2 separate regions of the Homo sapiens genome follow, and region 1 is linked to region 2. Evidence: read pairs that join two places in POLR2A ChIA-PET (ENCODE). Cell type or tissue: B cell. All regions are shown on one strand. Each heading gives the region's core, and the rest is flanking DNA. Links, peaks and the distances in the headings are about the cores only.

What was found. ChIA-PET counts read pairs that join two places held together with the same protein. Peaks named below come from ENCODE experiments on the same cell type or tissue, not always from the same donor. Only the 100,000 strongest peaks of a DNase experiment are listed, where the experiment ranks them.
Region 1: POLR2A ChIA-PET joins it to region 2 with 7 read pairs; 3 of 35 experiments call an interaction of 5 or more read pairs at or near these places.

The regions. Positions count from the first base shown.
Region 1 is chr22:38,729,497-38,732,401 of GRCh38, forward strand. It overlaps GTPBP1 (GTP binding protein 1), which reads left to right. Exons shown (of 12, transcript NM_004286.5): 11 at 1-166; 12 at 1,116-2,905. The coding sequence ends at 1,208. Among named protein-coding and RNA genes, the nearest start is that of GTPBP1, 25 kb to the left of the region's middle. RefSeq lists an enhancer at 2,651-2,700. In B cell, for the core only: no CTCF peak of the experiment used is centred there; no DNase peak of the experiment used is centred there.
Region 2 is chr22:39,113,610-39,116,514 of GRCh38, forward strand. No RefSeq gene overlaps it. Among named protein-coding and RNA genes, the nearest start is that of APOBEC3H, 18 kb to the left of the region's middle. RefSeq lists an enhancer at 359-1,333. In B cell, for the core only: no CTCF peak of the experiment used is centred there; a DNase peak (open chromatin) is centred at 1,632; H3K4me3 peaks cover 647 bases; H3K27ac peaks cover 1,452 bases.

The DNA.
Region 1 (2,905 bases), core at 220-2,719, 380 kb before region 2:
CAAGCCGCAGCAGATTAAAATGCAGTCGACGAAAAAGGGCCCCCTGACGAAACGAGACGAGGGGGGCCCGTCTGGTGGGCCAGCAGTAGGAGCACCCCCACCTGGAGATGAAGCCTCCTCTGTAGGGGCAGGGCAACCAGCTGCGTCCAGCAATCTCCAGCCTCAGGTGAGCACGGGCCCCTCGCAGCTTCGGCATGGTGGTGGGGGCTGTGGCTTTTACTCTGATTCGGTGAGGGTGACATGTAGGCAAGCCTCAAACCTGGCTAGAGGGTCTCCTCCACAGCTCTGGCACTGAAGTGCTCCTAAGAATGAGGCATTTGTCTCTAGAAGCTATAAGGCAGTGCTTCCAAATCAGGGAATACAGCCCACCTGAAACCAGTTTAATTGGCCCTAACTAGCATTTGGTTTTAATGAAATAAAATAGAACAGAAAAATGTCGAAGCTTCCCTTTCATAGTAAGATTAAGTATTGCAAGTATTGCTGGTGTGAGTGTCCAAGTGATATATGTGTGCACTGCAGTCCAGCAGGTTTGAGAGACACTGCCTTAGAGGGTCCTCCTCTGTCCCCTCCCTGACGTGCACACATCCTGAAGGGGAGGTGGCTTTGGGATGTGCCAGTGCGCCTCTTACTCGGCATCTCCTGCCAGCTGTCTCCCACAGGCACTCTCTCCTGGCGTGATGAAGGCCTGGTGCCCCTTGCACCCCTCTCCCCAGCATCTTTCTCCATTGTCCCCTCATTGGAAAAGGAGGCTATGCCTGGATCTGTCTGTCCATTCTGTTATCTGTCTCCCATGGGTCTTTCCTCTGGTTCGTTCGCTTCCTTTCTCTCTCTCCTGCTCTGCTTTGTGCTTCTCTGAACGGCCGCTTCTCACACCCTCATCATGTGTGTCCTACCCACCCTGTAAGGAAGGCAGGGCAGGCACTGGCTCCATTTTAGAGACAGAGGGGAGGTGCTGCATGCAGAGTGACCCAGTAAATTCCTGGTCAGGCTAGGGTGAGGACCACGCAGCCTGCTCACGCATCTTCCGTCCCTGTCTCCCCGCTGCTCAGCACCTCTGCTCTCTGGCCCTGCTCCTGATGGGCCAGTGCTTCTCAAGCTCCTTCTCTCTCTTTCAGCCTAAGCCCAGCAGTGGAGGCCGGCGACGAGGGGGCCAGCGCCACAAGGTGAAGTCCCAGGGGGCCTGTGTGACTCCTGCCAGCGGCTGCTGAACCTTCCCCTGGCCCACCCTCACCACCCAAGGGGTCATCATCTCTGGCCACCACTCCACCAGATGGGCAGAGCAGCTATGACCGCCACCCAGCCCTCCCGCTCAGGCCACAGCCGGAGCCTCCGCATTGCCCCCACCCCCATTTTCCAGGGGGGTTGTAATTTATAAGCTGACGAAGGTAGCCAGACTTCCGGAGGACTGACCATCTCTCACTGTCCTCCCCACCTTCTTCCTCACTCACACATTTTTTGTACATCTGGGCCCTTAGTTTTTATTCTGTTTATTATATGTCTCTGTCTCTCTCTATTGTGTGTGTGTGTGTGTGTGTGTGTGTGTGTGTGTGTGTGGTGCAGGAGTGCCACCCCCAGGGCCCTGTCAACCTCTCTTTTCTCCTCCATGGCTGTCTGCCTGCGTATCTGTCTCTGAGAATCCTCGGGGCGGTCAGGGGATGTCAGGAGGGGAAGGAGCCGCCCTCCCTATCTTGCTGCTCCTCTTGGCACTCAGGGGCACCTTCCATGGAGCCAGACCGGGTGGAGGGGCTTCTGGGATTTGGTGTCTGCTGCTGCCAGAGCAGGAACCCCCAGTCTAGGACTTGGGCATTTTAACAGGGAGAAAGTAGTGGCTTCCCTTTTCTCTCTCTCCTCCTTTTTCCCTTTAAGCCCACAGATTCAGGTCATGCCAAAAGCTCTCTGGTTGTAACCTGGAGACATGTGGAGGGGAATGGCGATGGGATTATAGGACTCTCCCCATCTCGGGCCCTGACCCTGACCCTTGCCACCAACCCAAAGACAGCTGGTGGGTTTCCCCTTGGAGACAATCCTGCGTTTGCCTGGGCCGGCCCTGGCTGCCCTCAGCTTTCGCTGATCTGCCCGGCCTGGAGCCTCCCATCACCCCGCTTCTTGTTGGGCCTCAGGCACTGGTTACCAGAAGGGGGTCTGGGTCTGCTCAGGATCATGTTTTGTAGCACCTCCTGTTGGAGGGGTGGAGGGATGTTCCCCTGAGCCAGGCTGAGACTAGAACCCCATCTTCCCTGAGCCAGGCTGAGACTAGAACCCCATCTTCCCCACCACGCCACCCCTGTGGCTGCTACAGGAGCACAGTAGTGAAGGCCTGAGCTCCAGGTTTGAAAGACCCAACTGGAGCGTGGGGCGGGCAGGCAGGGGTTAGTGAAAGGACACTTCCAGGGTTAGGACAGAGCATTTAGCCTTCTGGAAGAACCCCTGCCTGGGGTGGGACTGTGCAGGCCAGAGAAGGTGGCATGGGCCTGAACCCACCTGGACTGACTTCTGCACTGAAGCCACAGATGGAGGGTAGGCTGGTGGGTGGGGGTGGTTCGTTCTCTAGCCGGGGCAGACACCCAGCTGGCTGGGTCCTTCCTCAGCCTTGCCTCCTCCTGTCCCCAACCCTTTCCTTTCCTCCTGCTTGCGGACTGCTGGTCCCCTCTCCTTCCCTCCTTCCAGCTGTTTCTAGTTACCACCTACCCCTGGCCGTGGACTGATCAGACCAGCATTCAAAATAAAAGTTTGTTCCAAGTTGACAGTGTGGTGCTCCCTGCCCAGCCCCTCCAGGTGGAGGTGCTGCCACGGGAACGCAGTTGCTCTGCCTGCCCTGGGGCCCCTGGCGACAGCTGGGAGCAGGGCAGTGCTGTGAGGAGCCCAGCTTTCCCAGTCAGGCAGGCATGGCTTCCGTGTTCAGGCT
Region 2 (2,905 bases), core at 241-2,740:
ACTAATACTGCATGATCCCACCTCCTTGAGATATCTACAACAGTCAAACTCAAGGAAACAGAATGTAGAACAAGGGCTATCTGGGGCTAGGGGAGGGGGAAACTGAGAGTTGTCATTCAATGAGTATAGAGTTTCAGTTTTGCAAGATGAAAAAGCTCCAGAGATCTGTCACCAAACAATGTAAGTATAGTTAACAACACTGGGCCAGATGAGGTGGCTCATGCCTGTAATCCCAGCCTCCCTGAGGAGGGCGAATCGCTTGAGCTCAGGAGTTCAAGACAAGCCTGGGCAACATGGTGAAACTTGTCTCTACCAAAAATAGAAAAAAAAAAAAAAAAAAAGCCGGGCATGGTGGCGCATGCCTGTCATCTGAGCTACATGGGAAGCTGAAGTGGAAGGATTGGTGGACCTAGGAGGTGGAGGTTGCATTGAGCCGAGATCGCACCACTGCATGACACAGTGAGACCCTATCTTCAAAAAAAAAAAAAAAAAACCCACTGAACTGTACACTTAAAAATGGTTAAGAAGCCAGATGTAGTGGCTCACACCTATATTCCCAGCACTTCCCAGAATTTATGGTTTGTAGTGTAATGCCTAACTTTGTTTTTTACTAACCTTATTTTAACCTTGTTTTTACTAACCCTATTTTTAAATGTTCCCTTTTTGTCTCCTTAATTACCTAGCCTTGTTTCCCATATGAATAGACTCTCCCTTAGCGGGGAAAGCCGACGAACTCCATCTGGCCCCTTGATTTACAAGACGTTAAGGGCTCCTTACCCGACCCCCTTCGTCAAGGAGTTAACCTGTGTAAGCTGATCCTCAGCATTTCAAAGGAGCTCAATGAACTGATAAGGTACTAGAACAAACAATGTATGAAGTTCCCAGGATTTTGCTCAAAAAGATAACAACATAAAGCCTTGAGTCTGTGTCCGGCATAGCATCCATATCTAACTCTTATGAAGGATTTAGAGCCCCGCACCTGGTTCCGTTGCTTTTTTTGTAACCATTTGTCTTTTAAATTGTTTATTTCTCTGTAACCATTTGTTTTTTGATTCTTGCGTGTTTTTACTTCTGTAGAATTATTGCATTTGAGCTCCCCTCCCCTTCCTAAACCAAGCTATAAAAGTAAATCAAGCCCCTTCCTCGGGGCCGAGAGAATTTTGAGCGTTAGCTGTCTCTTTGGCCACCGGCTTAAATAAAGGACTCTTAATTCGTCTCAAAGTGTGGCGTTTTCTCTAACTCGCTCGGGTATAACAGTAGGGCATGACTCTTCAGACCCCTTAGATAGGAATTTGCACAAGCTGAAAAGATCAGAGCTTAGCCCACACAAAGTAGATGAATAGGAGAAAAGGCATACTAATTTATTAACATGTCCATGAGAGAGAATGACAGAGGGAGCACTCCAACCCCACAAAGAGCTGTAGCAGTTCATATACCATCTTGAGGTTACAGAAAGATTTGGGGCTTGGATCCTGGCAAAACAGGCTATGGGAAAGGGAGAAGAGGAGGCCTGGCTGGCAAAGGTGGTCTTGTTATGTAGATGAAACCTCACAGATAGCAGTCCTCGGAGGAAAAAGATGGTAAATGTTTCTTTCAGAGTTTTAGGGTGTCAGAATCTCAGTTCCTCTTTCCTAGATCTGGACAAGGGAGGGCCTGGGAGAAAACCAGGCTGCAGCAATGCAGATTTTCTACAGATGCAAATCTCCCCCACAAAAGACCGCTTTTGCCGGGCGCGGTGGCTCAAGCCTATCTGTAATCCCAGCACTTTGAGAGGCCGAGGTGGGCGGATCACCTGGGGTTAGGAGTTCAAGACCAGCCTGGTCAACACGGGGAAACTCCATCTCTACCAAAAATAGAAAAAAAAAAAATTAGCTGGGTGTGGTGGTGTGTGCCTGTAATCCCAGCTACTCATGAGGCTGAGGCAGGAGAATCGCTCGAATCCAGAAGGCGGAGGTTGCAGTGAGCAGATATCATGCCACTGCATTCCAGCCTGGAGGACAGAATGAAACTCAGTCTCAAAATAATAATAATAATAGAAGACCGCTTTGCAGGGCTGCTTCTGTTTGCAGGAGCAGCCATCTCAAAATATATCAGAGAAGGATATTTTGATTACCTTTACTAGCCTTTCAGGTCTCAGAAGCAGATAGATGATGATGGATAGATGGATGGATAGATGAATGGATGGATGGATAGATAGATAGGTAGATATGAGGACTAAGCTCTGCTTTTTTTTTTTTTTTAATCTTGCCCAAATTCCTATCTAAGGGGTCTGGGGAGTCATGCCCTATAAACCATAAATTCTCATCAGATGAGTTTTATTTAACCCTCTGTTTCATGACTTACTTTCCAATATGATCGCTGAAGGGGTTCACCTTGCCCACTGCCTAGACAGAGCTGATTTATATCAAGACACAGCAATTGCAATAGAGAAAGAGTAATTCACGCAGAGCAGGCTGTGCAGGAGACTGGAATTTTATTATTACTCAAATCAGTCTCACGGAAAACTTGGGGATCAGAGGTGGTTTTTTGTTTTTTGGTTTTTGGTTTTTTCTAGAAGGAGACTTGCTGTCATCCAGACTGGAGTGTTACCGGTGGTGACAGTCTAGCACCTTTTAAAGGTCTGATAGGAAACATTTGTCATCTCTTGTCTCTAAGGGCAGCCACTATGAGACTTCAAAAGAGACTTGGTCTTCACAGTCTTTTATTTTATTTTATTTTATTTATTTTTGAGACACAGTCTAGTTTTGTCACCCAGGCTAGAGTGCAGTGGACCTCTGCTCACTGCAACCTCCCGCCTCCTGGGTTTGAGAGATTCTCCTGCCTCAGCCTCCCGAGTGGCTGGGATTACAGGCGTGCCACCATGCCTGGCTGATTTTTATATTTTTAGTAGAGATGGGGTTTCGCT